Regions from separate parts of the Homo sapiens genome. Here region 2 is linked to region 1. A link is an interaction called in ENCODE POLR2A ChIA-PET data of the cell type or tissue named here. Cell type or tissue: OCI-LY7. All regions are shown on one strand. Links, peaks and the distances in the headings refer to the core of each region. The heading gives the core; the rest is flanking DNA.

Region 1 (16,864 bases), core at 1,695-9,694:
GTAGGTAACATGAGATTATGGAAGAAAAGGGTTTGTGAGCCTGTGGTCTGAGTGGACCTCTGCACGCCCATCTGTCTCCAACAGCCTTCGCCGCCTGTGCCATTACATCCTGAACCTGCGCTACTTTGAGATGTGCATCCTCATGGTCATTGCCATGAGCAGCATCGCCCTGGCCGCCGAGGACCCTGTGCAGCCCAACGCACCTCGGAACAACGTGAGTCCCACAGAGCACACCCCTTCCTAGCCTGGCTGCTCTGCCTCAGGCCACTTTCTCCTGCATCCAAAATGCTCATAGGTAGGGTGGGATGTTGGGGTCACCCCTAGGCATAGCCCTTATGGCTGCTGGTTGAGAGGGGAAGCTCTGATTCCTTGGGGATGCTCTTGGGAGCAAGACATTCCTTGAGGCAGTTTCTCTGTGAGCCTGGTGGGGTGGAGGTGGCCCAGAGTGACTGGGGCTGAAAATTGCTGGATTCTCTAATGGAGGCGTGAGACTAGCAGGATATGGATGTTGCACATTCTCTACATGGAATAGGGGGGTTACTGGGGCAGGGGCGGTGCTCAGAGGTGGTCCCCTCCGCAGTAGACATTTCCCTTTGTACACGAAGCTTTGAAAGAAACAACTATTTGGCTCAGAAACACAGCCTAAGCTTTTGGTTTTTATGAAAGCAAGCCCCTTTGCGGATGGTGGGTCTGTTGACAACCCCTGTTAATTGAGCACTTGCTGTGTCCCAGGAAGAAACTCAGCATGCAGTATCTCATTTAATCCTCACAATGCGCCCCCCCAACCCCCCGCCCAGGCATCCCCATTTGACAGATGGGAAAACTGAGGCTCAGGGGAATGAGAGAGTGGTAAGTGGCCTGTCCAGGGTCACACAGCAGAATTCCAACTCTGCATCCCCCAAAGCTCCCACTGCTTCCCCCAACTGTCTGCATTTACTAATCACCTACTGTATGCTACGGATGGGTGTGCATAGCCCCTTTGAGTCCTGACAAGCAGGAATGAGTGCATGCTTGTGGTTGAGATGGGGAAACCGAGGCACCAACAGGCAAGGGCGTGCCTCAGTCATGGGCTGCGGGCAGAGGCTTGACCCCAGGGCCTGGTAGAGGGTGGACTGGTGGCTCCTGTTTCCCTCCCCAGCTCCCTCCCCCAACCCTTCCCTCCCAACCCAGAGCCAAAAAAGTGTGTTTTCTGCTGGTCCAAGGCTCTGCTGCCCTGGCTAAGTAGGTTAGGACCCAGGCAAAGCTGGCGAGCCCCATCCCTCAAGCCCGCCCACAGCTTACCATGCACTTTCCCTTCCTTCCCAGGCCTGGCAGGCCCCCCTGGGGACCTGATGGGGGAGATGGAAGGAAATAATTAGAACGCAGCTCCTGGAGGAAGCTAGAGCCAGTGCTCAGCCTCCTCACAGTCCGCTTAGTTGCTTCCCGCAGCCTGGTTTCCCCCAGGGGCCTCCAGGAGCCAGGCGTGGGGAGGAGGTGTCCCTGGAGGGGTCCACAAACCCCCTGCTGACGCGAGGATGCTGAAGAAGGCGTTGCCTTCGGCAGGGAGGGCACAGGCATGGATGATCCAGGGGGCACGGCAGCTCCCAGGGCTGAAGGGAATCTAGGCAGTGCTCAGACCAGGCCCCAGGGACTGTTTGCAAAGAGCGTTCAGCTCCCCGGCCCCCTCCCTCGTCCATCTCGCAGTCGAAACTTCTCTACAAGAACACTGTGGCCCCATAACGTTCACACCACGTAACCACCATCCAGGGCAAGAAATAGAACAAAAACGCCCCACGCGGCATGTGCCTCCTCGATCCCCCACCCCCACCGCCTTCTTTCCCTCTAGAGCTGCTGGGGACACTGTCTGGAGACATTTTTGGTTGTCACGACAGGAGGGGGGAGGTGCTCCTGGCATCTGGTGGGTGGAGGCCAGGGATGTTGCTCAGCACCCGCCGATGCCCAGGACAGCCCCCACTCTAGAGGATGATCCAGACCCAAATGTCCACAGAGCCCAGCTTGAGAAACCCTGCCTTACCGGTAACCACGACCCCAGCTTCTGGAATGAGCGTTTTTGGCTTCTCTCTTTTTCCCACCTGCACAGGCTTTTTTTTTTTTTTTTTTTAAGAGACAATGTCTCTCTCTGTCGCCCAGGTTGGGGTGCAGTAACGTGATCATGGCTCACTGCAGCCTCAACGTCCCGGGCTCAAGTGATCCTCCCACCTCAGCCCCCCAGGTAGCTAGGACCACAGGCATGCACCACCACACCCAGCTAATTTTTAAATGCTTGTAGAAACGGGCCTCGCTATGTTGCCAGGCTGGTCTCGAACTCTTGACCTCAAGCAATCCTCCCTCCTCAGATTCCCAGAGCTCTGGAATTACAGGCATGTAATTCCAATTCTTACATGCCTGTAATTGGCCAACACTGGCCAATTCTTAAAAACTGAATTTATGTTTGCTCTTCTGTAACATTCAATAAATGAGACACTTCTATGCTTCGCATTAAATGAGTACATGTTGCTTTTGCAGGATTGATGGGCATTCTTTTTTTTTTTTTTTTTTTTGAGATGGAGTCTTGCTCTGTCACCCAGGCTGGAGTGCAGTGGTGCAATCTTGGCTCACTGCAACCTCCGCCTCCCGGGTTTAAGCGATTCTCCTGCCTCAGCCTCCAGAGTAGCTGGGACTACAGGCAGGCGCCACCACACCCGGCTAATTTTTGTATTTTTAGTAGAGACGGGGTTTCACACTATCAGCCAGACTGGTCTCAAACTCCTGACCTCAAGTGATCCGCCCGCCTTGGCCTCCCAAAGTGCTGGGATTACAGGCGTGAGCCACCACGCCCGGTCAATGAGCATTCTTTATGATGCTGTTTTGAGATTTACTGTGTGGCATGGGATGTGTTATCCATCCCCTGTTGACAGATGTTTGGGTTGTTTCTAAGTGTGAATACTGTCCCCATGCCACGCCCCTCAACATGTTTCCTGAGTCACCTGGACAGTAATTTCTCCAGGAGGCCAGATGCAGTGGCTCACGCCTATAATCCCAGCACTTCGAGAGGCCAAGGTGGGAGCAATGCTTGAGGCCAGGAGTTCAAGACCAGCTTGGGCAACATAGTGAGACCCCCACCTCTACCAAAAAAAAAAAAAATTTTTTTTTTTTTAATTAACCGAGCGTGGTGGTGCACACCTGTGGTCCCAGCCACTTGGGAGGCTGAGGTGGGAGGATCACTTGGGTCTGGAAGGTCAAGGCTGTAGTGATCCATGTTCATACCACTGCACTCCAACCTGGGTGACAGAGCGAGACCCTGTCTCAATAAATAAGAATTCCTCCAGGGTATAAACCAAAAGCGAAGTTTCTAGAGCATATAATTTGCAAGTGGTTGGCCTCAGTAAATGCAGCTTGAATGTTTATTGGACAATAAACACAGTGACCCTTTGGGAGGCCAAGGCGGGTGGATCACCTGAGGTCAGGAGTTTGAGACCAGCCTGGCCAACATGGTGAAACCCCGTCTCTACCAAAAATACAAAAATTATCTGGGCGTGGTAACACACAACTGTAATCCCAGCTACTCGGGAGGCTGAAGCACAAGAATCACTTGAACCCAGGAGGTGGAGGTTGCAGTGAGCCAAGATGGCGTCACTGCACTCTAGCCTTGGCGACAGAGCGAGACCCTGTCTCCAAAATATATATAAATAAATAAAAATAAACACAGTGGGCCGGGCACAGTGGGCCGGGCTCGCACCTGTAATCCCAGCACTTTGGGAGGCCAAGGTGGGTAGATCACGTGAGGTCAGGAGTTCGAGACCAGACTGGCCAATATGGTAAAACCTGGTCTCTACTAAAAATACAAAAATTAGCCGGGCGTGGTAGCATGCGCCTGTAATCCCAGACACTTGGAGGCTGAGGCAGAAGAATTGCTTGAACCCGGGAGGCAGAGGTTCCAGTGAGCCAAGATTGTGCCACTGCACTCCAGCCTGGGTGACAGAGTGAGACACCATCTCAAAAAAAAATTAAAAAATAAATGAACGCAGTGGCCCTTGCACCAGTAGCTCATGGGAACTCCTGTTCTTCCACATCCTTGTCAACACTTGGTACTGTCGACTGTTTCATTTGGCCGATCTGCTGGGTGTGGAGTGAGATCTTATTGGGGTTGTGCTTGGCATTTCCCTGTAATGAATGAGATCAAGCACTTTTTTGGATTAGACTGAGCCACAGGAAATAACATTTTCAAATAGATGAAAAAGATCTAAGTATTAGGAATACTTGAACCTAATTTATTGGTCTTTTGATTTCCTCTTGCACAGCTTATTAAGAGCTCCAGAATTAGATTCACCTGACCCCCACGGCCTGCCCTTTCCCAGCTCCCTCTCTTCCTTCTTTCCTTCCATTCATTCCTTTAGTAAGTATTTGATAAGCAACTACTATGTGCCAGGTACTGAGCGAGCCAGGGAGGATTGACAGGGTATGAGATGGTCCCTGCACTCCCAGAGCCCACAAACCACCAGGCCTTTGACCAGGCTGTGCCCACTGCCTCGTGCACCTGAAATACTCTCCCACCACCATCCCCTCTGCCCACCCAGGTCTTTCAAGCCAATCCCCTTGCACCAGCCCCTCCCTCCAGGAAGTCACCTCACCCTGACCCCAGGCACTCTGGTCTCTGATTCCTCTTCAAGCACCACATATAACAGGAATATAAGTTATAACCACACAGATCACAGAGCCCAGCTCCTCCAGGACCCAGTACAGCCCCAACTGTTGATGCATTCATTCAACAAACATTTCTTGAGCACCTACTGTATTCCTGACCCTGTATTATAAGCTGGAGACGCCATGGTGACAGACAGACATCCCTGTCCTTGTGGGGCTGACATTTGGGTGGGGGAGATGGACAATGAGATTATCAGTAACTACAACAAATGTTCAGGGAGTGATAAGTGGCCGGGGGTGTGGTGGGCAGAGGGAAGGAGAGACTTCGTAAAGAGGATCTCAAGCACCAGGAGATGGAATTTAAACAGCCGGTCAGGGGAGTCCTCACTGGGAAAGTGTTATTTGAGCTAAGTCATAAAGGAGGAGAAAGACGGAATCAAATGGGATGTGGGGGAAAGCATTCCAGAGAGACAGAACAGCCTGTGCAAAGGCCCTGAGGTGGAAGCATCTTGGGGAACAAAAGGAAGTGAGCAAGGGAGAGAATGAGAGGAAGTGAGGGCAGGGAGCTGAATGGTCAGATCGTGCAGGGGCTTGAGGGCCTCGGGGAGGACTTTGACTTTTATCCCTGAATGAGGTGGGAGCCACGGAGGATTGTAAGCAGGGGAAGGATGTGCCTGACTTCTTTGGTGTTCACAGCGCCCTCTGGTGGCCATGTTCAGTAATGCTCAGCCCTTGCAGCTTCTGGGTGGATCTGATTTTTTTTTTTTTTTTTTTTTTAGACAGTCTCTGTCTCCCAGGCTGGAGTGCAGTGGCACGATCTCGGCTCACTGCAACCTCCGCCTCCCACGTTCAAGTGACTGTCACGCCTTGGCCTCCCAAGTAGCTGGAATTACAGGCACACGCCACCATGCCCAGCTAATTTTTTATATTTTTAGTAGACACGGGGTTTTGCCATTTGGTTAGGCTGGTCTCGAACTCCTGACCTCAAGTGATCTGCCTGCCTCAGCCTCCCAAAGTGCTGGGATTACAGGCTCGAGCCACCGTGCCCAGCCGGTGTCCACCCCATGTCTAGCACCAGCCAGACACTGTGCCGGCGCACCCTCATCTTCAGGCCTGGGTGACACCAGAGGTGTGCTATGGTGTGTCCTGGACAGGGGCTGGGCCAGAGGACATTGCTCGTCCAGGCAGAAACATCAGGCCTGGGGAGGGGCACAGGAAAAATCAACCTACCCTGGCAGGGGCCTGGCCTTGAAGCAGGAAGAGATGCCGTGGCAGGAAGTTGGCCCCAGTGTTTAAAAAAACCACGTAGCAACTATTTCTCGCCCAGGATGCCCAGGAAAGCAAGGGTACTGGGGGATTAGATCCATCACCAAGAAGGATACAGTCAGCCCTGAACTTCTCTGGGGCCGCTTCTAATCCACTACAGGGCTTGGGGCAAATTTTAAAAGGTACCCTTCCCGTGGGTTAGCGAACTGGCCTAGTACAGTGATTTTTTTGTTAGGATTTGCTGCCATCTGCTGGACAATTTCATTCACAACATACAAATCTGCAGTATGAAAAGAGATGGGAGGGGCCCTTGTGCAGTGCACGCCCTGCGCAACTGTATATAGCAGCTGTGTTTCCTCTTCTGGGTAGAAACTCTGCTCCCCAGTAGGCGATCGTTAGTTTTACCGGGGCTCTGCTGGAACAGGCCAGTGATCCACTGCTCTCTTGCTTTTATCCCTTACAGGTGCTGCGATACTTTGACTACGTTTTTACAGGCGTCTTTACCTTTGAGATGGTGATCAAGGTGAGTGCAGATTATAAGTGAGAACACACGGTAATTTTTTTTTTTAAGCAAGTGCAGGGCTGGGCACAGTGGATCATGCCTGTAATCCCAGCACTTTGGGAGGCTGAGGCAGGCAGATCACTTGAGATCAGGAGGTTGAGGCCAGCCTGGCCAACATGGTGAAACCCCATCTCTACTAAAAATACAAAAATTAGCCGGGCATGGTGGCACATGTCTGTAATCCCAGCTACTCGGGAGGCTGAGGCAGGAGAATCACTTGAACCCTAGGCTGCAATGAGCCGATGTGGAGGCTGCAGTGAGCCGAGATCTTGCCACTGCATTCCAGCCTGGGTGACACAGCGAGACTCTGTCAAAAAAAAAAAAAAAAAAAAGAGCTGGGATTCCAGGAGATCCTGAGCCTCCAAGAATGCCCCCCTTGAGAGGATGAGTCTCCCAGAGGATTAGAAATGCCTGGTGTGTTTGAAGAGCAGCAAGGAAGCTGGTGTGGCTGGGCGGAGTGAGAGAACAGTGGGGAAACGAAGGACAGAGAGATGAGTGGGGAGGTGAGGGGGCACCTTGTGCCGGGGATCACAGAGAGGGCTCTTCGGCTCTTACTTTGAGTGAGGTGAGGGCCATAGAGTGTTCTGAGCAGAGGAGGGACTTGATCCAGGTGTTCACAGGTGCCCTTTGGCATCTGTGGGAAGCCAGAGGACCTGTGAGCAGGTGATCACACTGGTCCCCATGGGCGATGACGGGGACAGGATCAGGCTGGTGACCAAAGAAGAGGTGAGAAGTGGACAGATTCTTGGAAGGTTCTGGAAATAGAGCCAGTGAGTTTTGCTGATAGAGCCACCAATGAGGGATTTGGGACAAAGAGGCATCAAAGAGGATCCCAAAGTTTGGATCTAAGAGCCGGCAAGCCAGAGCTGGCTTCCATCAGGCAAAGGGGGGCCGCCTCATGGGGCAGGGGCTCCCCACTCCTCCCTGGAGTCCTCTGGCCACTGCCCATCCCTGCAAGATGAGGTGGCCTCATTGGCTTCCCTGCCTCTCCCCGAGAGGCTAGAGAGTGGGTGGCAGCACCCCAGGGTGGGGATCAGGTGGGGGTTCTGAGCACCCTCTCTTCTCCCCCACAGATGATTGACCTGGGGCTCGTCCTGCATCAGGGTGCCTACTTCCGTGACCTCTGGAATATTCTCGACTTCATAGTGGTCAGTGGGGCCCTGGTAGCCTTTGCCTTCACGTAAGTCTCCTCGCAAGGGTTCCTCTTGCCTCTTTTCCCCCAACCCCCAGCCTGGGCCACACATCGGATTACAGGACATGTTCTCAGGGTCTAGGGATGGGGTGTGTGGGCTCCGGGGACGTGGGAGATATCAGCATGCCACCAGGAAGAGCTTCGATGGCTTTTTGCATGATGTCCATGGAGGAAGAAGGAGAAGGGACCCCCCCTCCTGCCAACCTTCTACCTCCTCACACAGCAACGGGCCTCAGCCACATCACTGGCCCCTTGCTGTGCAGCTTCCTGTAGACTAGCCTCGCCGGAACATCTCATCCCCCTACTACTCCACAAGCGCCGCCCAAACCGCTGTCTCTTTGGAAAGTCCCTAAAGAGACAATCAGGAAACGAATGTGCATGAGAATTCTGACCCCCTCCCTATGCCTGAAGGCCCCGTAGTTGTAGACCTGGTGACTCCCTTTGTGTGTCTTTCACTTCTCCTGGCAGTCCTAGGATTCTCTGCCCTCTGAAAGGCCATGTGTCATCCTGCAGCTCCAAGATGGCGCCCCAGTTGTAGGCAGCCATTTCAGGATGGCACCCAAGCTCTTAGTAGTCATCCCAAGATGGCATCCAAGTTCTGGGTGGCCATTCCAAGATGGCCCCTGAGTTCTGAGCTATCATTCCAAGATGGCCTCTGAATTTGGGGTGGTCATTCTTAGATGGTCCCTGAGTTCCAAGGTGACCTTCAAGTTCTGGGTAGCCATTCCAGGATGGTCCCCAAGCTCTGGGTGGCTATTCCAAGATGGCCCCAAGTTCTAGGCAGCCATTGCAAGATGGCCCCTGAGTTCCAGGGTGGCCCCCAAGTTCTGGGCAACCATTCCAAGGTGGCATCCAAGTTCTGGGTGGCTATTCCAAGATGGCCTCTGATTTCTGGGCTACCATGCTAAGATGGCCTCTGGATTCTTGGTGGCCATTCTTACATGGTCCCTGAGTTCCAAGGTGGCCTTCAAGTTCTGGGTAGCCATTCCAAGACGGTCCCCAAGTCTTGGATGGCTACTCGAAGGTGACCCCCAAGTTCTGGGCAGCCATCTCAAGGTGGCACCCTAGTTCTGGGTAACCATTCCAAAATGGCACCCAAGTTCTAGGGCAACCATTTCAAAATGGCCCCCAAGTTCTGGGTGACTATTTCAAGATGGTACCCAACAGGTGAGTGGCCATTAGCCCTTAGGGCCCTGATAGCAGACTTAGCAGTACATTCCTGAAGTTGTAGACATTTGGAGCGGGATGAAAAATATCTAATCAGTCTTTAATCAAGAAACAAATCTTGGGGACCCTGGCTGTGCCCATCATGGTGAATGATTCCCTGACAGGTTTTGAAAGGATCTTGACACATTCACTCCCATCGTGAGAGAATCAGGGGCTTCCTCCTGTGCCTCTGCCTCTAGGCTCCCTCCTGAGCCAATCTGGAGGGGCCCTTGAATGGTCTCCCTCACCAAACAATGAGGACTTGGTTTGTCAGGAGGGCCAAAATAGTGGCCCATTTCCAGTAGAAGGGCTGTTAAGTAGGCCACACTTAGATTCTTCTCTGGGAACACAATGAGGTCAAGTTGTGTTAGAACAAAAAATCTCCAGAGTTTTTGGATGCCTCAGAGCTGGAGATGTATCATGAAGGTTGGGAGGCTGATTATACTTCTTTCTCTTTCTCTTTCACTCCTTCCTCCTCTTTCTCCTCTCTTTTTGTTCGTTTACTCTTTTCTTTTTCTCTTCTCCTCTCCCTCCCCACATCCTTCCCTCTCCTCAAAGCTTTTCAGTGTCTATTTGACTACTAGAGCAATGCACGGTGGCTTACACCTGCAATCCCAGCACTTTGGGAGGCTGAGACAGGCAGATTGCTTGAGCCCAGGAGGCCAAGACCAGCCTGGGTAACATAGGGAGACCCCATCTCTAAAAAAAAAAAAAAACAATTAGCCAGGCATGGTAGTATGCCTGCACTAGCAGCTACACGGGAGGCTGAGGTGGGAGAATTGCTTGAGCCCAGGAGGTTCAAGGCTGCAGTGAGCCGAAATCGCACCACTGCACCCCAGTCTGGGGAACACAGGAAGAACTTGTCTCAAAAAAATAAAAAGTTTAAAAAATTAAAAATCAATGAATTTGCTATTTAGAATATTATGCTTTATATGGTTACTGAATAATTTTAATAGTGATGAGTACAAAAAAAACAGGTTTAGCAAGCTGTTCTGTAGGTTAAAAAGTAAATAAATAAATAATTAATTAAACAAAATACAATGCACATCAAATTAGGGGACAAAGATTGTGACGAATAAGACAAGGAGTCCATGTCTTTAAAATATGAAAAGCAGTTACAAATCAATAAGAAACACTACTTCTCAATGGATAAATGGGCAAAGGACATAAACAGAAATCTGATAGAATGCTGGCAACTAGTAAAAATGGAGGTAAATCAACCCTTGGAATTCAGAGAAATGTAAAATAAAAACGAGATACAATTCATTCCCTATCAAGTTAGCACTGTTCCCGCCGCACCCCCACACACACACAAAAAATGATTTTTTTAGCTAATAAACAGCATATATAAGAATGTATTATAATAGGCTGGGCACAGTGGCTCACGCCTGTAACCCTAGCATTTTGGGAGGCCAAGGGAGGGGGATCACCTGAGGTCAGCAGTTCGAGACCAGCCTGGCCGACATGACAAAACCCTGTCTCTACTAAAAAATACAAAAATTAGCCAGGCATGGTGGCGGATGCCTGTAATCCCAGCTACTCAGGTGGGTAAGGCAGGAGAATTGCTTGGACCCAGGAGATGGAGACTGCAGTGAGCCGAGATCATGCCACTGCACTCCAGCCTGGGTGAGAAAGCAAGATTTTGTCTCAAAAATAAAAAAAGGAATGTATTATAATAAAATATACTTTTCTCCCCCTCTATCACCTATTTAAGCAGGTCCTTCAAGTTGTCAGGTAGACATCATGCTATGAGAAAATTTAAATCCTGAAAAGCCAGAATGTTTTACCACCCTCAGCCTGGAATGAATCCTTCTCCTATGGAAATAACCTACGGGTTTCTCCACCCCTCTCTGCCTTTCAGCCCCTTCCCTCCCTCTCCCCTCCTTTTCTTTCTCCCTCTTTCTCTTCCTCCTTTCCCCTCTCTTCCCTCTCTCTTCTTCCCTCTCTCTGTCTCTTTCTGTTCGTCTTTCTCCTTTTACCCCCTCTCAGTTTCTATCTTTTTATTTTCCTCTTTCTCTCTCTCTCTCCCTCTCTTTCTCTCTCACTCCCTGCACTGTTGATGACCTATGTCCTTGGGTGATGTGGGCCTCCCCTGGACCGTGTAGCTTGGAGAAAGCTGACCCTCTGTCATCGGTCTGGCAACAGGGACTTGGCCCCCCTACCCTGCATTCTGATGAGGAATGGTATTCAGACAAAGGCAGATCCCAGGACACAGGAGGACATGCTCAGGCAGGGACCCCCGCCCCTTTCCTCTGGGGCAAGGTCTGCTCAGCAGCCTCCAAGATTCCTAGGGCTCAAGAGGTGGCAGGTAGCTCAGGGCACTAGGGCAGGCAGTGGGGTGAATATGTCACTCATATCCACCTGTCCACACACAATGCTTACCTTGGCCACCTGTGCCCAGGGGAATGGGTTTTATCCTGTGAATCCTCCCAGTGACCACCACTGAGTGTGGCACAGATAAATGGTACCAAGCCCAAGCTGTTCAGGTCTCCAATGTCACTTTCCTCTCAGACCTCTGTTGTAGCTGACATACTGTAATGCTGAGGAGGGCCGGGCACAGTGGCTCATGCCTGTAATCCTAGCTCTTTCGGAGGCCAAGGCAGATGGATCACCTGGGGTCAGGAGTTCAAGACCAGCCTGGGCAACATGGTGAAACCCCAGGCAACATGGTAAAACCCTGTCTCTACTAAAAATACAAATATTAGCCAAGCGTGATAGCAGGCGCCTGTAATCTCAGCTACTCGGGAGGCTGAGGCAGAAGAATTGCTTGAACCTGGGAAGTGGAGGTTGCAGTGAGCCAAGATTGCACCACTGCACTCCAGCCTGGGCAACAGAGCAAGACTCTGTCTCAAAAAAAAAAAAAAATGCTGAGGAGGTGACTGTCCCACCTCCATCCTCCGAGTTGACCATCACAATTTAGGGAGGGGAATGACCTACAAAGGACCCAGAAGCAAGCCTTTCAATTGTTGAGCTTTTGCCATTATGGGCCATCGTTTACAACATGCTGTTTCTAGGTTCTCTGGAGGTAAAATTAGCCTCCTCTTTTAAACAAAGCTAATCTGCAAAAGCGAACCAAAAATTCTTTTCCACCAGAGATCAATTAGCAGAATGAGCTGGGTGCGATGGCTCACACCTGTAATCCCAGCACTTGGGGAGGCCGAGGCAGGTGGATCACTTGAGGTCAGGGGTCCAAGACCAGCATGGCCAACATGGTGAAACCCCATCTCTACTAAAAATACAAAAACTAGCTGGGTGTGGTGGGGAGGGCCTGTAGTCCCAGCTACTCGGGAGGGTGAGGCAGGAGAATTGCTTGAACCCAGGAGGTGAAGGTTGCAGTGAGCCAAGATTGTGCCACTGCACTCCAGCCTGGGTGACGGAGCAAGACTCCATCTCAAAAAAAAAAAAAAAAAAAAAAAACAGCAGAATGATTCTTTTGGGGAGTTGACTTTTTTTTTAATTTCTGAGTTTTCTTTTTAAATATCAAGTTATACAAGGGCATTCAAATTGGCCTACAACTCACAGGAATTTGGCAGCCTGTTTGCAGAGTCAAGCTTTTACATTGTTCTCATGAAATTGGTACAGGCATAAAGCCACCCTTCACTCTTGAAAATCCATTTTGAATGTTGTTGTTTTAATTCTTATGCAAGAAAAGGATCTGGATAGGGATTTCAGGCCATCCTGTCAACCCTGGCAGGCTTGTAGATCATGCAGGAACTGGGAGGTGTGAGATTTTGCCAGTAGGATCCTGGCAAGTGCCTGGGACTCTCCCAGGGTTTTGGAAGAGCCGACGGACATGAGTCCAACAGGGAGCATCTTTATATCATGGCCGAAGGGATGAGAGAGGAGACCCTCAAACCTCACGCCTACCACACCCTCCCCACCCCACTGTCAAGAGTCCATCTGGTACTGCTGTTCCTCCCCCAGGGCAGGGCTGCAGGCCCAGCACAGCTGGCCAGGTGCCTTGATCAAGCCATTCCTGCACACCTAAGAGCCAAACTGCTAGAAAACCAGAATAGGAGCTACTGCTTTTTTCCCTAAAAAGTTTTGGAATCTTCTCCCCGTTACAGGTTTCTGGCCTCTTTTGCCTGAGAAGGTCTCTCACCCTATGAGGACTTTGCTTATTGTCTTTCCTTGTTATCGGATAGTTGGCACATTGGAAGGAGCATGGATGCTCTGAGGTTCTCAGCCTGAGCGCTGAACTCTCCACCCGCCCCCCACCCCCCACCCCAGGGTCCTCTGCTTATTTCCTTTCTGGTCTTTTAACTTGCTTTGTCTGTCCTCTGTGCATATCCCCTCATAGACAAGGCTGAGAGCCCCACAAGTATTAGATTGACCTTATTGTTTTAAGAAATTGTCCCTCCAGGTCTGTTTGATTTCTCTCTAGATGTGCAAGTCCTTTAGCCTCTCTGTGCCTCAGTTTTTCCCATCTAGATGAGGAAACTGCGGCCCAGAGGGACTGTGGAGGGAAGTAAGTCCGACAAGATCACTGAGGTTGGGTTCAGCTGTCAGATGCTACCCATCTCCCAGCCCTGAATACGGAGGCTCACAGTGAGCAGAATGATGCTCAGCAGCCTGGCCAGCCTGGGTTCTTTGAGGCCTGGCAGGGCTGCGAGATCCAGGGGAAGGGAATAGGGGAAGGGAGCATAAGGTTATTCCCTTCCTTGTTGAAAGGAACCTTGCCATTCTGGCCTGTTGGGGTCAAAGCAAGGATTCTTCCCCCAGTGCTGTGATTGTGGCCTCGTCTCCGATATGGGAGAAAACTATCCCTGTGGTCCCACCAAGGGATGTATTGAAGCTCTTCTGAAGATGTCCACCCCTCCTGCACCTCACCCAAATATCTGTGTGTGTGTGTCCTGCTCAATTCACTGACTGTGTCCCTTGTATCCATGCGTCTACCATAAACACCCCATTTCATGAGCCATCACACGTGGTATCACGCTCTGTGCCCATGCATCAGGGCGGCCAACTGACATTTCTCAGCAGCTGGCAGATCATGATCCTGCCCTCACCGCCAAGAGTCCATCTGGCGCGGCTGTTCTTCCCCCAAAGGCAGGACCGCAACTGGCAGAGCGCCTTGATCAAGCTGCTCCTGCATACCCAGGAGCCAAACTGTCAGGAAGCCAAAGATGGAGCCCTCAGGCTGCTATCTCTTGATCCTCATCTTCAAAACAGCCCCCACCCCTGAAGGCATTATTTTTCTTGTGTATGATGAAATGGAAAGAAGATTAGAGTGCGAGATACCCACACCTGGGTTTGAATCTTAGTCTGTCTTCCCAGCTGTGTGCCTGCCCTTGGGCAGGTCACTCTTTTTCTCTAGGCCTCAGCTTCCTCATCTGGAAAATGGTCATAATGGTGCTGTCTTCCCATAGGCAAATGCAGTGATGTCCAGAAGACTCCCATATTAAACCTAAAGTCAGCAGATTAGGCAAAAATCACTGTCATTGAAAACTCCCTCAATCATCCGTAAAGAAGCTGGGTGTGGTGTCTCTCACCTGTAGTCCCAGCTACTTGGGAGGCTGAGGTGGGAGAATCACTTGAGCCAGGGAGTTCAAGGCTGCGGTAAGCTATGATTGTGCTACTGCACTCCAGCCTGGGCGACAGAGCAAGACCACGTCTCTAAAAATATAAAATAAAGCCGGGTGCGGTGGCTTACGCCTGTAATCCCAGCACTTTGGAAGGCTGAGGCAGCCTGGCAACAGAGTGAGAATCCATCAAAAAAAAAAAAAAAAAAAAAAAAAGTAGAATCTATATGATTCTACGTATGCAATAATTCCTAGATACACTGAATTTGAGAACCCCAAGTCAGACTACAGGAAAAGGAGATGAGGGGGTGTGGAGGAGAATCCACTTGGAATATTTGTAGACATTTAAACCATTCTGTGTTTTAAAAAATATCACAGCCGGGCGCGGTGGCTCACACCTGTAATCCTAGCACTTTGGGAGGCCAAGGTGGGCGGATCACGAGGTCAAGAGATGGAGACCATCCTGGCTAACACGGTGAAACCCCATCTCTACTAAAAATACAAAAAAAATTAGCTGGGCGTGGTGGTGGGCGCCTGTAGTCCCAGCACTCGGGAGGCTGAGGAAGGAGAATGGCGTGAACCTGGGAGGCGGAGCTTGCAGTGAGCCGAGATCTTGCCACTGCACTCCAGCCTGGGCGACAGAGCGAGACTCCGTTTCAAAAAAAAAAAAAAAAATCACTAACTTCCAGAGGGGTCGTGGATGGAAAATTCCATAGAGTCCGCTTGGCGACAGGGTTTCCGCCATTCTGATGGCGGTCAAGTCTTTCTAACCTGGATCTCCAGTCATTGTTGAAGGCGCCTAATGAGCCCCAAGCCTGATTCCAATGAATCACGAGAGGACCAGCTGCTAGGTGCTGATAGCTTTCCCCAGGCCCGCATTTGCTCAGAGGGCTTCAGAGTTGCTTCTAATTCCATCCCAAGTCAGAACTCTTTGCTGACCCCCTCCTTCATAAAGAGCAAAGCCAAGGCCATAGCTTTTGTTAATCAAACATCAGAATTCCACAGACCTGAGTTGGTTGGTTGTTTGTTTTAAGAGACAGAGTCTTGCCCAGGATGCAGTGGCTCACACTTGTAATCCCAGCGCTCTGGGAGGCCTAGGCAGGAGGATCACTTGAGCCCAGGAGTTTGAGACCAGCCTGAGCAACATAATGAGACCCCCGTCTCTACAAAAAATGGAAAAATTTGCCTGTATTTCCAGCTACTTGGGAGGCTAAGGTGGGAGAATCACCTGAGCCCTGGAGGTTGAGGCTACAGTGAGCCAAGATCCCGCTACTGCACTGCAGCCTGGGCAACAGAGGGAGACCCTGCCTCAAAAAAAAAGGAGAGAAGGAGAGAGACAGGGTCTCCCTATGTTGTCCAGGCTGGTCTCGAACTTCTGGCCTCAAGCAATCTTCCCAACTCGTCCTCCCAAGGTGCTGGGATTATAGCTGTGAGCCACGGCACCCAGTCTGGGCCTGTTTTGCAGATGAGGATAACGAGAGGCAGAGTCAGGATTCAAACCCAGGTCCCCTCAACTTCAAAGCTCACAACCTTTTAGACATTCTAAAACCTTGCAGCTCCACAACGCCTGGAGAAGAGGGGTTTCTCCGGCTCTTGGCAGTGACTTTCCGTGGTGAATTCACCTTTGGTAACTGACAGCTTTGCAGCTGTCCTGCTACCTGGAAATTTGGCTTTCTTAGTGCTTTCTTGGGCAGTGCCAGGTGCCTGCCAAGGGCGGGGGACTGAATGGAGGTGGGGGCGGCTTCCAGATGGAAGGATGGACATCGGCCAGCGCCATGAGCCTGAGGCTCCCCCAACTGCTGCCCGGGCGGGACTCGGGGGTGCTCAGGGGTGCGTGTGTGTACGTGCGTGTTCTGTGTTCTTTTTTCTGAGGCCACTTACGATCTGTCTCTCCCTCCGATGCCACATCACCAGGAGCAGTACACGGTAAAGTCTCTCTCTATCTTTCTCTCTCTCTCTCTTTCTCTCTCTCTCTCTCTCATATTCTGTCTCTCGTGATCTGTCCCCTGGTGCAGCCTCGTTAGTTCTGGGCCTGTTTCTGTGGCCTTGTGTCCTTGCTGCCGCTGTCCTGTCGCTTCAAATGACCAGAACTCACTCCCTGCGAAGGAGGCATCCCAAAGGGTCTTGCCAATGCCTCCGCCCATGCCCCACCAGTTCTTGCAGAGAACAGAAGGGGCAGAGGTTCAGTTTCAATAGGCAAGCTGGGTGGAGCAGTTATCAGAAGCAATGAAAGTGGGCCAGACACGGTGGCTCACGCCTCTAATCCCAGCATTTTGGGAGGCCGAGGCGGGTAGATCACTTGAGGTCAGGAGTTTCAGACCAGCCTGGTCAACATGGTGAAACCCCATCTCTACTAAAAATGCAAAAAATTATCTGGGCTTGGTGGTGCACACCTGTAATCCCAGCTACATAGGAAGCTGAGGCAGGAGAATCACTTAAACCTGGGAGGTGGAGGTTGCAGTGAGCTGAGATTGCACCACTGCACTCCACCCT
Region 2 (13,400 bases), core at 93-8,092, 100 kb after region 1:
ACCAACTAAGGGAGCTCAGGGTACATCTCCAGACCCAAGACAATGAAAGAGATGGAGCCTGGTGCAAACAGTGATGGTGGACAGGAGCAGAGAAATGCAGAGACAGCAGATGGGCCTGGGGGACCGGTTAGGGGGAGGTGACCCATGGAATAGATCTGTCCCATCCACTAGGAGATGGGATGGGGGGGAGCTTGCTTGCTTATTTTTTTTCTTTCTTTCTCTCTCTTTTTTCTTTTTTGAGACAGTCTCGTTCTGTCCCCCAAGCTGGAGTGCAGTGGCGCGATCTCGGCTCACTGCAACCTCCACCTCCTGGGTTCAAGTGAGTCTCCTGCCTCAGTCTCCCAAGTAGCTGAGACTACAGGTGCGTGCCACCACACACGGCTAATTTTTTTGGTATTTTTAGTAAAGATGTGGTTTCACCATGTTGGCCAGACTGGTCTTGAACTCCTGGCCTCAAGTGATCCACCCGCCTCAACCTCCCAAAGTGCTAGGATTACAGGTGTGAGCCACCGCGCCCCGCCTCTTTCTTTTTTATTTTCTCTCTCTGTCTCTCTTTCTTTCCTTTTATTTATTTATAATTATTTATTTATTTATTTATTTATTTATTTATTTATTTTTTGAGACAGAGTCTCCCTCTGTCACCCAGGCTGGAGTGCAATGGCATGATCTTGGCTCACTGCAACCTCCACCTCCTGAGTTCAAGTGATTTTCGTGCCTCAGCCTCCCAAGTAACTAGGATTATAGACATGCACCACCATGCCCAGCAAATTTTTGTATTTTTAGTAGAGACAGGGTTTTGCCAAGTTAGCCAGGCTGGTCTTGAACTCCTGACCTCAGGTGATCTGCCTGCCTCAGCCTCCCAAAGTGCTGGGATTACAGGTGTGAGCCACCGCGCCCAGCTTTTTTTTTTTAATTTTTTTAAGAGACAAGGTCTCACTCTGTTGCCCAGGCTGGAGGGCAGTGGTGCAATCATGGCTCACTGCAGCCTGGAACTCCTGGTCTCAAACAATTCCTCCCACCTCAGCTTCCCGAGTAGCTGGGACTACAGGCACGTGCCACCATGCACAGCTAATTTTTTTTTTTTTTTCTTGAAACTGAGTCTCGCTCTGTTGCCCAGGCTGGAGTGTCATGGCGCAATCTCGGCTCACTGCCAGCTCTGCCTCCCAGGTTCACGCCATTCTCCTGCCTCAGCCTCCCGAGTAGCTGGGACTACAGGCGCCCGCCACCATGCCCAGCTAATTTTTTTTGTATTTTTAGTAGAGACGGGGTTTCACTGTGTTAGCCAGGATGGTCTCGATCTCCTGACCTCGCGATCCACCTGCCTCGGCCTCCCAAAGTGCTGGGATTACAGGCATGAGCCACCGCGCCCGGCCTATGGCTAATTTTTTTGTACAGGCGGGGTTTTGCTATGTTGCCGAAGTTGGACTCGAACTGAGCGGGGCAGCTTGAGTTGAGGCACAGGTCTGGCCTCCTGGCCTTTGCTCCTGCCGTGCCCATAGCCAGCCTGCCCACCTCAGTCCTCAATCCTGCTTCACCTTGAAGACCCCAATGCCCCTCCTCCCCAGGGGGCATCCAGTGTTAAGGATCAGTCCTCAGCGAGTCCTCCTGCCTCCAAATCACACCAACGTCTTTTCCATGCCAATGAAGAAATGATCCTGGGACGGCCTGAATCAGGGACAGATTGAAGTGAGGGTCTCAGGCCCCTTAGAAGAGGGGTCTACAAGCTTCTTCTCCAATGGGCCAGACAGTAAATATTTTCAGCTTCGAGGGCCAGACAGTCTGTTGAATGACTCAATTCTGCGGTGAAGCGTAAAAGCAGCCACGGATACAGGGTAAATGAATGAGCCCGGCTCCATGCCAATAAAACTTTATTTATGGACACTAAAATTTGAATTGCATATACTTTTCCCCATGTCGTGAAATTTCCCTTTTGATTCTTTTTTCCCAACCATTTAAAAATGAAAAAGCCATTCTTAACTCGCAGGCTGTGCAGAAACAGGTGGCAGGCTGGATTTAGCAAACCAGCCTGGTTCCAACACCAGCTCCCCTCTCCCTCCGCCCCACATCTGCCCCTTCAACTCCCATATCAGGGAGTCTGGGAGGATTATCCATTTTTTTTAAAGTATTCTTATAAGGATAATATAGTCTTACATTGTTAAAATAAAAACCTGAGTCCAGCTACTTGGGAGGCTAACACTGGAGGACCGCTTGAGCTCAGATAAACGGGCAACATAGTGAGACCCCTATCTTTAAAAATTAAGGCTGGGCATGGTGGCTCATGCCTGTAATCTCAGCAGTTTGGGAGGCCAAGGCGGACGGATCACAAGGTGAAAAGAGATTGAGACCATTCTGGCTAACACGGTGAAACCCTGTCTGTACCAAAAATACAAAAAAATTAGCTAGGCGTGGTGGCGGGCGCCTGTAGTCCCAGCTACTCAGGAGGCTGAGGCAGGAGAATGGTGTGAACCTGGGAGGCGGAGCTTGCACTGAGCTGAGATTGTGCCACTGCCCTCCAGCCTGGGCGACAGAGCGAGACTCTGTCTCAAAAAGAAAAAAAAATAATAATAAAAAACTTTTTTTTTTTTTTTGAGGCAAGGTCTTCTTCTGTCACCCAGGCTGGAGTGCAGTGGTGTGATCACAGCTCACTGCAGCCTTGACCTCCTGGACTTGGCATATCCTCCCACCTCAGCCTCCCAAGTAGCTGGGACCACAGGCACATGCCACCACACCCAGCTAATTTTTTGTATATTTTCTAGAGACAGGGTTTCTCCATGTTGCCCTGGCTGGTCTCAAATTCCTGGGCTCAAGCGATCCTCATGCCTGGGCCTCCCAAAGTGCTGGAAATAGGTACTGCCCCTGGCCTAAAAAAAACAATGTTGACACAGAGTCTTGCTCTGTCGCTGAGGCTGGAGTGCAGTGGTGCGATCTCAGATCACTGCAACCTCCAGCCCTCGGGTTCAAGCGATTCTCCTGCCTCAGCCTCCCCAGTAGCTGGAATTAACAGGTGCCCACCACCATGCCTGGCTAATTTTTGTATTTTTAGTAGAGATGAGGTTTCACCATGTTAGCCAGGCTGGTCTCAAACTCCTGACCTCATGATCCGCCTGCCTCAACCTCCCAAAGTGCTGGGATTACAGGAATGAGCCATCAAGCCCAGCCAATTTTATTATTATTATTATTATTATTATTATTATTATTATTATTATTTTATGCCAGGCGTGATGGCTCACACCTGTAATCCTAGCACTTTGGGAGGCTGAGGCGGGAGGATTGCCTGAGTTCAGGAGTTCAAGACTACCCTGGGCAATACGGTGAAACCCCGTATCTACTAAAATACAAAAAACAAAAAAAATTAGCCGGGCATAGTGGTGCACGTCTGTAATCCCAGCTACTCACAAGGCTGAGGGAGGAGAATTGCTTGAACCCAGGAGGCAGAGGTTGCAGTGAGCCGAGATCCCACCACCGCACTCCAGCCTGGGTGACAGAGCAAGACTCCGTCTCTTAAAAAAAAAAAAAAAGGAAAGAAAACACATGCTCCGGCTGGGCAAGGTGGCTCACGCCTGTAATCCCAGCACTTTGGGAGGCTGAGGCGGGTGGATCACCTGTGGTCAGGAGTTGCCGACCAGCCTGGCCAATATAGTGAACCCCCGTCTCTACTAAAAATACAAAAAAATTAGCCGGGCGTGGTGGCGGACGCCTGTAATCCCAGCTACTAGGGAGACTGAGGCAGGAGAATCACTTGAACCTGGGAGGTGGAGGTTGCAGTGAGCCGAGATCATGCCACTGCACTCCAGCCTGGGCAACAAGAGTGAAACTCTACCTCAAACAAACAAACAAAAAAATTAGCCGGGCATGGCCAGGCGTGGTGGCTCTGGCCTGTAATTCCAGCACTTTGGGAAGCCAAAACGGGCTGATCACTTGAGGTCAGGAGTTCCAGACCAGCCTGACCAACATGGCGAAACCTCGTCTCTACTAAAAATACAAAAAATTAGCCAGACATGGTGGCACGCGCCTGTAATTCCAGCTACTCAGGAGGCTGAGGCAGGAGAATCGCTTGAACCCGGGAGGCAGAGGTTGCAGGAGGCTGAGGCAGGAGAATCGCTTGAACCCGGGAGGCAGAGGTTGCAGTGAGCCGAAATCACGCCACTGCACTCCAGCCTGGGCGACAGAGTGAGACACCATCTCAAAAAAGAGAGAGAGAGAAAAAAAAAGCCAGGTGTGGTGGCTCACGCCTGTAATCCTAGCACTTTGGGAGGCCGAGGCGGCTGAATTACCTCAGGTCAGAGTTCCGGTCCAGCCTGGCCAACATGGTGAAATCCTGTCTCTACTTAAAATATAAAAATTAGCCGGGCATAGTTGCAGGCGCCTGTAATCTCAGCTACTCAGGAGGCTGAGGCAGGAGAATCGCTTGAACCAACGAGGTGGAGGTTGCAGTGACCCAAGATTGCGCTGTTGCACTCCGGCCTGGGCAACAAGAGCAAAACTCTGTCAAAAAAAAGTGTGAGGGGGACAGGGGAGGAGGGGACAAATAGGAAAGTTGTTTAGCTTTGCAGGGTCTCTGTCAAAACAGCTCCACTCTGCCACAGTCACGAAAAGGCAACCACAGACAATGTGGACTCAAATGGGTGTAACCTGTGTACCCTGAATTCATGAAGGCTGGAATTGCAATTTCATATAATTGTTATGTATCATGGAATACTCTTATTCTTTTGTTTTCAACCACTTAAAAATGTAAAAACCATTCTTAGCCCAAGGGCCGTGCAGAGACAACAGACGAATGCCACCTATGGGCTGCGGTTTGCCGACCTGGGTCCAGTTGGCTTCTTGTTCTCCCGCACGTTGTTGGGGGCTGGCACAGGCTAGGCTGTACCCACAAAGGTGTTGCATGAATGAACACTGCGTGCATGAATGGTGGCAGCCAGCCGGGCCAGCAAGAGAACCCTTCCATCATCACCTCTTTCCTGAACAGCCTTGGGAAAGCCACTTAACCTCTCTGGGCCTTGTGTTTACAGCTGTAAGTGATCCTGATGTTAGTCTTGCTGGTTTGTTTTGAAGATGCTAAATGTATCTGGCCCACACAGGGCCTGCCTCAGCCTTGGTGGGGGCCTAGTGATTCCCACTCCTCCTCCCCAAAGCTGACAGGCTGTCTTTAAAAGGGAGAAGGTGGCCAGGCACGGTGGCTCACACCTATAATCGCAGCACTTTGGGAGGCCGAGGCAGGCGGATCATGAGGTCAGGAGTTGGAGACCAGCCTGGCCAACATGGTGAAACCTCATCTCTACTAAAAATAGAAAAAATTAGCCGGGCGTGGTGGCAGATGCCTGTAATCTCAGCTACTCCAGAGGCTGAGGCAAGAGAATCACTTGAACCAAAGAGGCAGAGGTTGCAGTGAGCCAAGACCGCACCACTGCACTCCAGCCTGGGCAACAGAGCGAGACTACATCTCAAAACCAAAAAAAAAAAAAAAAAAAAAGGGAGAAGGCAGGAGCATCCCCACACTGGCTCAGGGCCCCCCACCATCACTCCTCAAGCCCGCCGAGCCGGCGCCAGGGCCTGGCCAGCACCACACACACACTCTTCTCCTGGCCTAAATATATTCCAACCTCAGAGACGTTCCACGCCCCATGCTCACTTCTGCCTTCCTGCCCTAGCGTGGTACCCGGAAAAAAAAATCCCACTGAAAGAGGGCGGGTAGAGGAGGAGGAAGCAGGAGAGGGCAGTGTGGATGGTCTTGACATGTGGCCTCAAGGGTCCTGACCTTTATGGGGATGCTGGGATGGCGGAGATTGGAGGATGATAAGGACCTCCATTCTGTTTCTCTCCTCTTCTCAGTCGCTCTGAGTCACCATTCTGGCAGCCCCTGGCCTAGAGCCAAGGTGAAGTGGGACATGAGGGCAGAAGGCAGGCAGGGAGATCTGCTTGAGTCTCTGGTTTCTCCTCCACGCCCACAGGGGCCATCGGTCTTGGAGCACACACCCTAGCACCCACCCAGTAAATCCGGAGGCAGGATCAGGGTACCCCAAGCCCTCTGGCTCCGGGGCCACCATTGCCACCACCCAACCCTGGGAACCAGGAAATAGAACAAGGCAGCCTGACTCCACCCACCTCAGGCTGCCATCCAGCAAGCCCACCCACCAGGAAATGGGAGGCTGGCACCCCTCACTCCAGGTAGAGGGACGGTGCAATGGGCCATGCTATGGTCTCACCAATCCCTTCCCAAGATTCTGGAACCCGCAGATCACCTCCACCATAAGGACTCGATCCAGGCCCAAGATGAGAAAACACATGCTCCTGGCCAGGCGCAGTGGCTCATGCCTGTAATCCCAGCACTTTTGGAGGCCGAGGCGGGCAGATCTAGAGGTCAAGAGATCGAGACCATCCTGGCTAACATGGTGAAACCCTGTCTCTACTAAAAATACAAAAAAATTAGCCGGGTGTGGTGGCGGGCACCTGTATGTAGTCCCAGCTACTTGGGAGGCTGAGGCAGGAGAATGGCATGAACCCAGGAGGCGGAGCTTGCAGTGAGCCGAGATGGCGCCACTGTACTCCAGCCTGGGTGACAGAGCAAGACTCCGTCTCAAAAAAAAAAAGAAAAAGAAAGAAAGAAAGAAAGAAAAAAAAAGAACACATATGCTCCAGCTGGGCACGGTGGCTCACACCTGTAATCCAGCACTTTGGGAGGCCGAGACGGGTGGATCACCTGAGGTCAGGTCAGGAGTTCGAGCCGCCAGCCTGGCCAACATGGTGAAATCCCATCTCTACTCAAAATAAAAAAATTAGCTGCGCATGGTGGCGGGTGCCTGTAATCCCAGCTACTCGAGAGGCTGAGGCAGGAGAATCGCTTGAACCTGGGAGGCAGAGGTTGTAGTGAGCTGAGATCGTGCCACTGCACTTTAGCCTGGGAGAAAGCAAGACCTCATCTCAGAAAAAAAAAAAGAAAAAGAAAACACACGGTCTAAGTTACTTTGCAGGTTGGTATGAGTATGGACAGGTAGAACAGGTGAAGCAGGCGGCAAGGCTGCGCCCCACCCCACCCCAACATTTGGCAACATCTGGAGACATCTTTCATTGGCACAGGGTTGAGGCCAGGGCTACTACTCAACATCAAAGATGCACAGGGTAGCTCCCTGCACAAAGAGTGATCTGGCCCCACATGGAGAAACCACAGGCCGGGCGCAGTGGCTCATGCCTGTCATCCCAACACTTTGGGAGGCTGAGGCAGGAGGATTGCTTGAGGCCAGCCTGGGCAACACAGAGAGATCCCCATCTCTGAAAAAAAAAAATTCTTTTTTGAGATGGAGTTTCACTCTATTACCTAGGCTGGTGTGCAGTGGAGCAATCTTGGCTCACTGCAATCTCTGCCTCCCAGGTTCAAGTGATTCTCCCACCTCAGCCTCCCAAGGAGCTGGAATTACAGGCACTCACCATCATGCCTGGCTAATTTATATATATATAATTTTTTTTTTCTTGAGACAGAGTCTCACTCTGTCGCCCAGGCTAAAGTGCAGTGGAGTGTTCTCAGCTCACTGCAACCTCCATCTCCCGGGTTCAAGCAATTCTCTGCCTCAGCCTCCCAAGCAGCTGGGACTACAGGTGCCTGTCACCACGCCCGGCTAATTTTTGTATTTTTAGTAGAGACAGGGGTTTCACCAGGTTGGCCAGGCTGGTCTCGAACTCCTGACCTTGTTATCCACCTGCCTCGGCCTCCCAAAGTGCTGGGATTACAGGCGTGAGCCACCATGCCTGGCCTAAGAAAAAAACTTTTTAAATTAGCTGACCATGGTGGCCCACATCTGTAGTCCCTGCTACTCAGGAGGGTGAGGTGGGAAGAATTGCTTGAGCCTAGGAGTTTGAGGCTGCAGTGAGCTATGATCATGCCATGAGCTCCAGCCTGGGTAACAGAATGAGACCCTGTTTCAATAAAAAAACAAAACACAACAAAACAGGAGTTGGAAGACAAAGTTTTGGAGAAGAAGTGAGATTCTCACTGGCCTGGAACACCAAGCAAGAGGGGGCTTGGGGCTGCCTGGGTTGCTGGGAAGAGCTGCCAAGGGACCTGTCCAGTCTGGGGAGTGGCCAGGCCAGCAGGGAAGACAGCAGGAGCATCCCTCCTAGCTGAGCATTGTCCCCATCTTTTCAAAATTTACAGGTCAGCTGCCAGGGAGGGAGCCACCCAGAGCAGAGGATGGGCTCACTCGGGTTATCTGGGACAATCACAGGTAACCTCAGTCTGTCTGAGGCAGCCTGAGGGTGGGGCAGAGAATTTCCCAGGAGCCCTGTGGGGTGGGGTGTGCCTGGCTGTGTGGGACCCGCTGGGCCTGGACAAGGCAACTCTGAGAGTTAAGGAGACCGAGCTAGCCCGTCCAGTCTGACCAGAAACCCAGGCTCAAGGTTGGGATATGAGGCCATGGGGGTGGATCCTAGCTCCAGACTCCCAGCCTCAGGGACAGGGCTGGCTTAGTCATCGTGGAACCACTGGGAAGTTGAGGGATGTGTGTGCCTGCCCCACCCTCCACCCCAGGGATGTCCAGAGAGTCATGAGAAAGAGGGACAATGACCAGGCGTAGTAGCTCATCACAGTACTTTGGGAGGCAGAGGCAGGAGGCTCACTTGAAATCAGGAATTGGAGACCAGCCTCAGCAACATAGCAAGACCCCATATCTGCAAAAAAAATTAAAAAATTAGCCAGGCATGGTGATGTACACCTATAGTCCCAGCTACTTGGGAGGCTGAGGTGGGAAGATCACTTGAGCACAGGAGTTCAGGGCTGCAGTGAGCTATGATCATGCCACTACATTGCAACCTGGGTGACAGAGTGAGACCCTGTCTCTAAAAAAACAAACAAAAGAAAAAAGAAAAAGAAGAAAGGCCGGGCTCACGCCTGTAATCCCAGCATTTTCAGAGGCTGAGGCTAATGGATAACTTGAGGCCAGGAGTTTGAGATCAGCCTGGCCAACATGGTGAAACCCTGTCTCTACTAAAAATACAAAAATCGGCCAGGCATGGTGGCACATGCCTGTAGTCCCAGGTACTGGGGAGGCTGAGGCAGGAGAATTGCTTGAACCTGGGAGGTGGAGGTTGCAGTGAACTGAGATGGCACCACTATACGGCAGCCTGGGTGGAAAAAAAAAAAAAGTCAAGTAAAAGAAAGAGGCACAAGCCTGGGAGAAAGGAGGGGAACCAATGAGGATCCCAGGCATATGGAGATACAGCAGTGCCCACTCAGTGCTCAGAGAACAAAGGCCCTCCCATGAACACCCCCAATTACAAGTGGCCTCATCATAGCACTGCTGCCCTGCCCCTGCCAGAGCTGCAAAGCAAAGCAGAGAGAGGTTACATTATAGACATGTAACAAATGTTCTTATGTACGCCATACATATGCAAAAATAACTGATTTTCTTGAGACTGGGCCTTGCTTTGTTACCCAGGCTGGAGTGCAGTGACATGATCATAGCTCACTGCAGCCTCAAACTCCTGGGCTCAAGCCACCCTCCCGCCTCAGCCTCTAGAGTAGCTGGGACTACAGGTGTGCGCCACCACACCTGGCTAATTTTTTGCAGAGATGGGGGTGTGGTGGTCTTGCCATGTTGCATAGGTTGGTCTCGAACTCCTAGCCTCAAGTGATCATCCCACCTCAGCCACTCAAAGCTTTGGAATTACAGGCATCAGCCACTTTGCCTGGCTTAATTTTTTTTTTTTTTTCAGATGGAGTCTCAAAGTCTGGAGCAATGAAACCTCCTCCTCCCGGGTTCCTGATTATCCTGAGTCAGCCTCCTGAGTAGCTGGGGCTACAGGTGCATGCCACCACCACCAGCTAATTTTTGTATTTCTAGTAGAGTCAGGGTTTCACCATGTTGTCCAGGCTGGTCTCGAACTCCTGACCTCAAGTGATCCACCTGCCTCGACCTCCCAAAGTGTTGAGATTACAGGCGTGAGCCACTGCACCCTCTGAAACCCATGGTGAAACCCTGTCTCTACTAAAAATACAAAAAGTAGCCAGGTGTGGTGGCGCACGCCTGTCGTCCAGCTACTCGGGAGGCTGAGGCAGGAGAATCATTCGAACCTGGGAGGTGGAGGTTGTAGTGAGCTGAGATCACACCACTGCACTCCAGCCTGGGCGACAGAGTGAGACTCTGTCTCAAAAAAGAAAAAGAAAAAGAAAAAAAACCTCCCAGACTGAAGAGAAGGCTTTGGTAGATCCAGGGGCATGCACCCTCAGCTTCCCCCTCCAAACTGGCTTCATATCCAACCCTCATGGGAGGGAATTTCTGGTCCCAAACAGCATGACAGTACTTTGAAAATTCCAGTATCTGTTTATAAGGTAGTGTCCGCAGGGATTTGGAAAGTGTCTGGAGAACGCGTGGAAGGCAGCGCGCAGACTTTAGTGGCCTCCCCCAGCCAGCAGCACGAAGGGGTAAAAGGGTCCCAAGAGCCCCACCCCACCTACCGCCACCTCATCCTGAGTCTGAGAGCTGCAGCCCGCACAGACCAGGCAGTGAGTAATTGCAGGTTTGCTTCAAGCCTTCCGGGTCGTGAGAAACCAAAGTTTCACTCCGGAAGGGCGCGCCTCGGCAGCAGGGGAGAGAAGGAAGGGGGTTGGGGGTGGGGTGGTCTCAGGTGGAGGTTGGCAGCGAGCTGGCCTGGAGCCCAGGCTCCAGAGCTTACCAAGCCCCAGCTGCTGGGCCCCGGCCCCTCTGGCCTCTGACACGCCCCTGACTAGGCGGCCTCCCGACAGGCCCTCCCTGCCCCCCGGTCTAAAGGCTGAAGCAATGAGCCATTTCCTTTCCCGTGAACTCAGCCAGGGCCCCGCTGATTGCAGACACCACCAGCAAGGATGGGTACCAGGAAATGGCGGGGGCAGAGGGAGGAGATTGCAGCAGCCTCTCCAGTCTAGCAGTTTGATCATGCTCAGTAAATAATGTTTACAAAACAAGTAAATAAACAAGTGAGGGTGGGGCGCAGTGGCTCACGCCTGTAATCCCAGCACTTTGGGAGGCTGAGACAGGTGGATCACGAAGTCAGAAGTTCAAGATCAGCCTGGCCAAGATGGTGAAACCACATCTCTACTAAAAATACAAAAATTAGCCGGGCATGGTGGTGCACACCTGTAATCCCAGCTCCTCAGGAGGCTGAGGCAGAGAATTGCTTGAACCCGGGAGGCGGAGGTTGCAGTGAGCCGAGATCGCGCCTTGCACTCCAGCCTGGGTGACAGAACGAGACTCCATCTCAAAATAAATAAATTTAAATAAACAAGTGAACAACAGCAAACAAAAAACTTTGTCTTTACCCAGCCCCTGGACTGAGCGTGCACAGATTGACCCCTGGGGAAGTGTTCATCCTGCAGAAAGGGGAGAAGAGAGGAAAATGAAGTGAAGTGGCAAATGATTCTAAGAGGGAACCTGGTGAGTGATCAGCCCTGGATATGAGGAAAGAGAAAACAGGTAGCCCAGGAGTGGCAAGGAGACCTGGGGTGCGGCTCTCAGCTCCCAGAAGGAGCTGGTTCCTTATCTGAGAACCAGAGATAGAAGCTGGGTTTAAGCAAAAGTTCACCAACCAGGACAAAGGTCCTCACACTCTCCTCCTCCCCACCGAAAAGAAAAGAAAAGAAGAAAAATCCGGCCGGGCGTGGTGGCTCACACCTGTAATCCCAGCACTTTGGGAGGCCGAGGCGGGCAGATCACGAGGTCAGGAGTTCGAGACCAGCCTGACCAACATGGTGAAACCCCGTCTCTACTTAAAAAAAAAAAAAATACAAAAATTAGCTGGGCACGGTGGTGCACGCCTGTAATCCCAGCTACTCAGGAAGCTGAGGCAGGAGAATTGCTTGAACCTGGGAGGCAGAGCTTTCAGTGAGCCAAGATTGGGCCATTGCACTCCCACCTGGGCGACAGAGCAAGACTCCATCTCAAAAAAAAAAAAAAATCCAGGAGAGGAAGAATGTCAATGGGCTTTGCTTTACTGGACAGGGTAACCCTGGACACTTTGTTTAACCACTCTGTGCCTCAGTTCCCCTCAGTTCCCTCATCTGTAAAATGGGGCTAATGAAAGTGCCTACCTGGTGGGGCACAGTGGCTCACACCTGTAATCTCAGCACTTTGGGAGGCTGAGGCAGGCAGATCACCTGAGGTCAGGAGTTCCAAGACCAGCCTGGCCAACATGGTGAATCCCCATCTCTGCTAAAAATACAAAAATTAGCTGGGCGTGGCGGTGCATGCCTGTAATCCCATCTACTTGGGAAGCTGAGGCAGGAGAATTGCTTGAACCTGGGAGGCAGAGGGTTCAATGAGCTGATATCGCGTCACTGCACTCCAGCCTGGGCAACAGAACAAGACTCCACTTCAGAAGGAAAAAAAAAAAAAAGGCCGAGCGCGGTGGCTCACACCTGTAATCCCAGAACTTTGGGAGGCCAAGGCGGGCGGATCACCTGAGGTTGGGAGTTCGAGACCCACATGGCGAAACCCCACCTCTCTACTAAAAATATAAAATTAGCCGGGCATGGTGCCCATGCCTGTAATCCCAGCTGCTCAGGAGGCTGAGGCAAGAGAATCACTTGAACCCAGAGACGGAGGTTGCGGTGAGCTGAGACCGTGCCATTGCACTCCAGCCTGGGCAACAAGAGTGAAACTCCGTCGCGGGGGGAAAAAAAGGCCTACTTTAGGGCTGGGCTGGGCACGGTGGCTCATTCCTGTAACCTCAGCACTTTGGAAGGCCGAAGGCAGGAGGATCACTTGAGCCCAGGAGTTAAAGACCATCCTGGGCAACATAGCAAGACCCCTAAAAAAAAAAAGAGTGAAGTGCCTACTTTTTATCCTGACCCAGGCTTGTGGTGAGGATTAAACAAATGCACGGAAGTGACCAAGTACAGCATACCTTCAGGGCCTGGGGCTGCCATAAGCATCAGTAAGTCTCTCTCTTGACTATGGGAGAGGTTATCTTACCCGTAAAAAACCAGAAGCCTCCAGGGCAGAAGCAAAGTCTCTGGGGCCTTTGGAGGCTCTCGGAATCTTCCGAGGGCATTTCTCAGACTCTCTGTGTAAACAGAGGGGACTTGGCTTGAAGCCTCAATTAACACAGCAGTTAATTCCCCCAACATGACTTCTCAGGGCTCCCAGGAGAAACAAACCGTTTCCAAGGCTCCCAGCCCACTCCTGCCCCTTAGGGAGCTCCTAGACTGCCGTGTCCTCTTGGTAGGCCCCTGAAAGAACTTCTACAAGCCAAGGGAAACTGAGACCCAGGCTGCCAAGGGAACTGACTCAGGGATCGTGGCCCCTAGGTAAGCCCAGCAAGGCAGCTAGAACAGTGGTTTGCAGACATGGCTGTTCCTTGGATTCACCTAGGATGCCTGGGTTCCCCGACCCCATCCCTGTCCATGCCCTGGAGATCCTGGTGTAACCTATCTG

The links. ChIA-PET counts read pairs that join two places held together with the same protein. Peaks named below come from ENCODE experiments on the same cell type or tissue, not always from the same donor. Only the 100,000 strongest peaks of a DNase experiment are listed, where the experiment ranks them.
Region 2: POLR2A ChIA-PET joins it to region 1 with 10 read pairs; 9 of 35 experiments call an interaction of 5 or more read pairs at or near these places.

What each region holds. Positions count from the first base shown.
Region 1 is chr19:13,266,617-13,283,480 of GRCh38, reverse strand. It overlaps CACNA1A (calcium voltage-gated channel subunit alpha1 A), which reads left to right. Exons shown (of 47, transcript NM_001127222.2): 22 at 85-214; 23 at 6,353-6,412; 24 at 7,525-7,631. Among named protein-coding and RNA genes, the nearest start is that of IER2, 120 kb to the right of the region's middle. RefSeq lists enhancers at 5,670-5,839, 7,938-7,987, 8,008-8,077, 8,098-8,177, 7,278-8,477 and 1 more and a silencer at 6,160-6,219. In OCI-LY7, for the core only: CTCF peaks have their summits at 5,125, 5,327 (motif pointing left) and 6,143 (motif pointing left); DNase peaks (open chromatin) are centred at 5,310 and 6,130; H3K4me3 peaks cover 302 bases; H3K27ac peaks cover 539 bases.
Region 2 is chr19:13,164,978-13,178,377 of GRCh38, reverse strand. No RefSeq gene overlaps it. Among named protein-coding and RNA genes, the nearest start is that of IER2, 21 kb to the right of the region's middle. RefSeq lists enhancers at 5,754-5,803, 5,844-5,903, 7,755-8,255, 8,256-8,756, 10,449-11,076 and 1 more. In OCI-LY7, for the core only: no CTCF peak of the experiment used is centred there; no DNase peak of the experiment used is centred there; H3K4me3 peaks cover 672 bases; H3K27ac peaks cover 1,515 bases.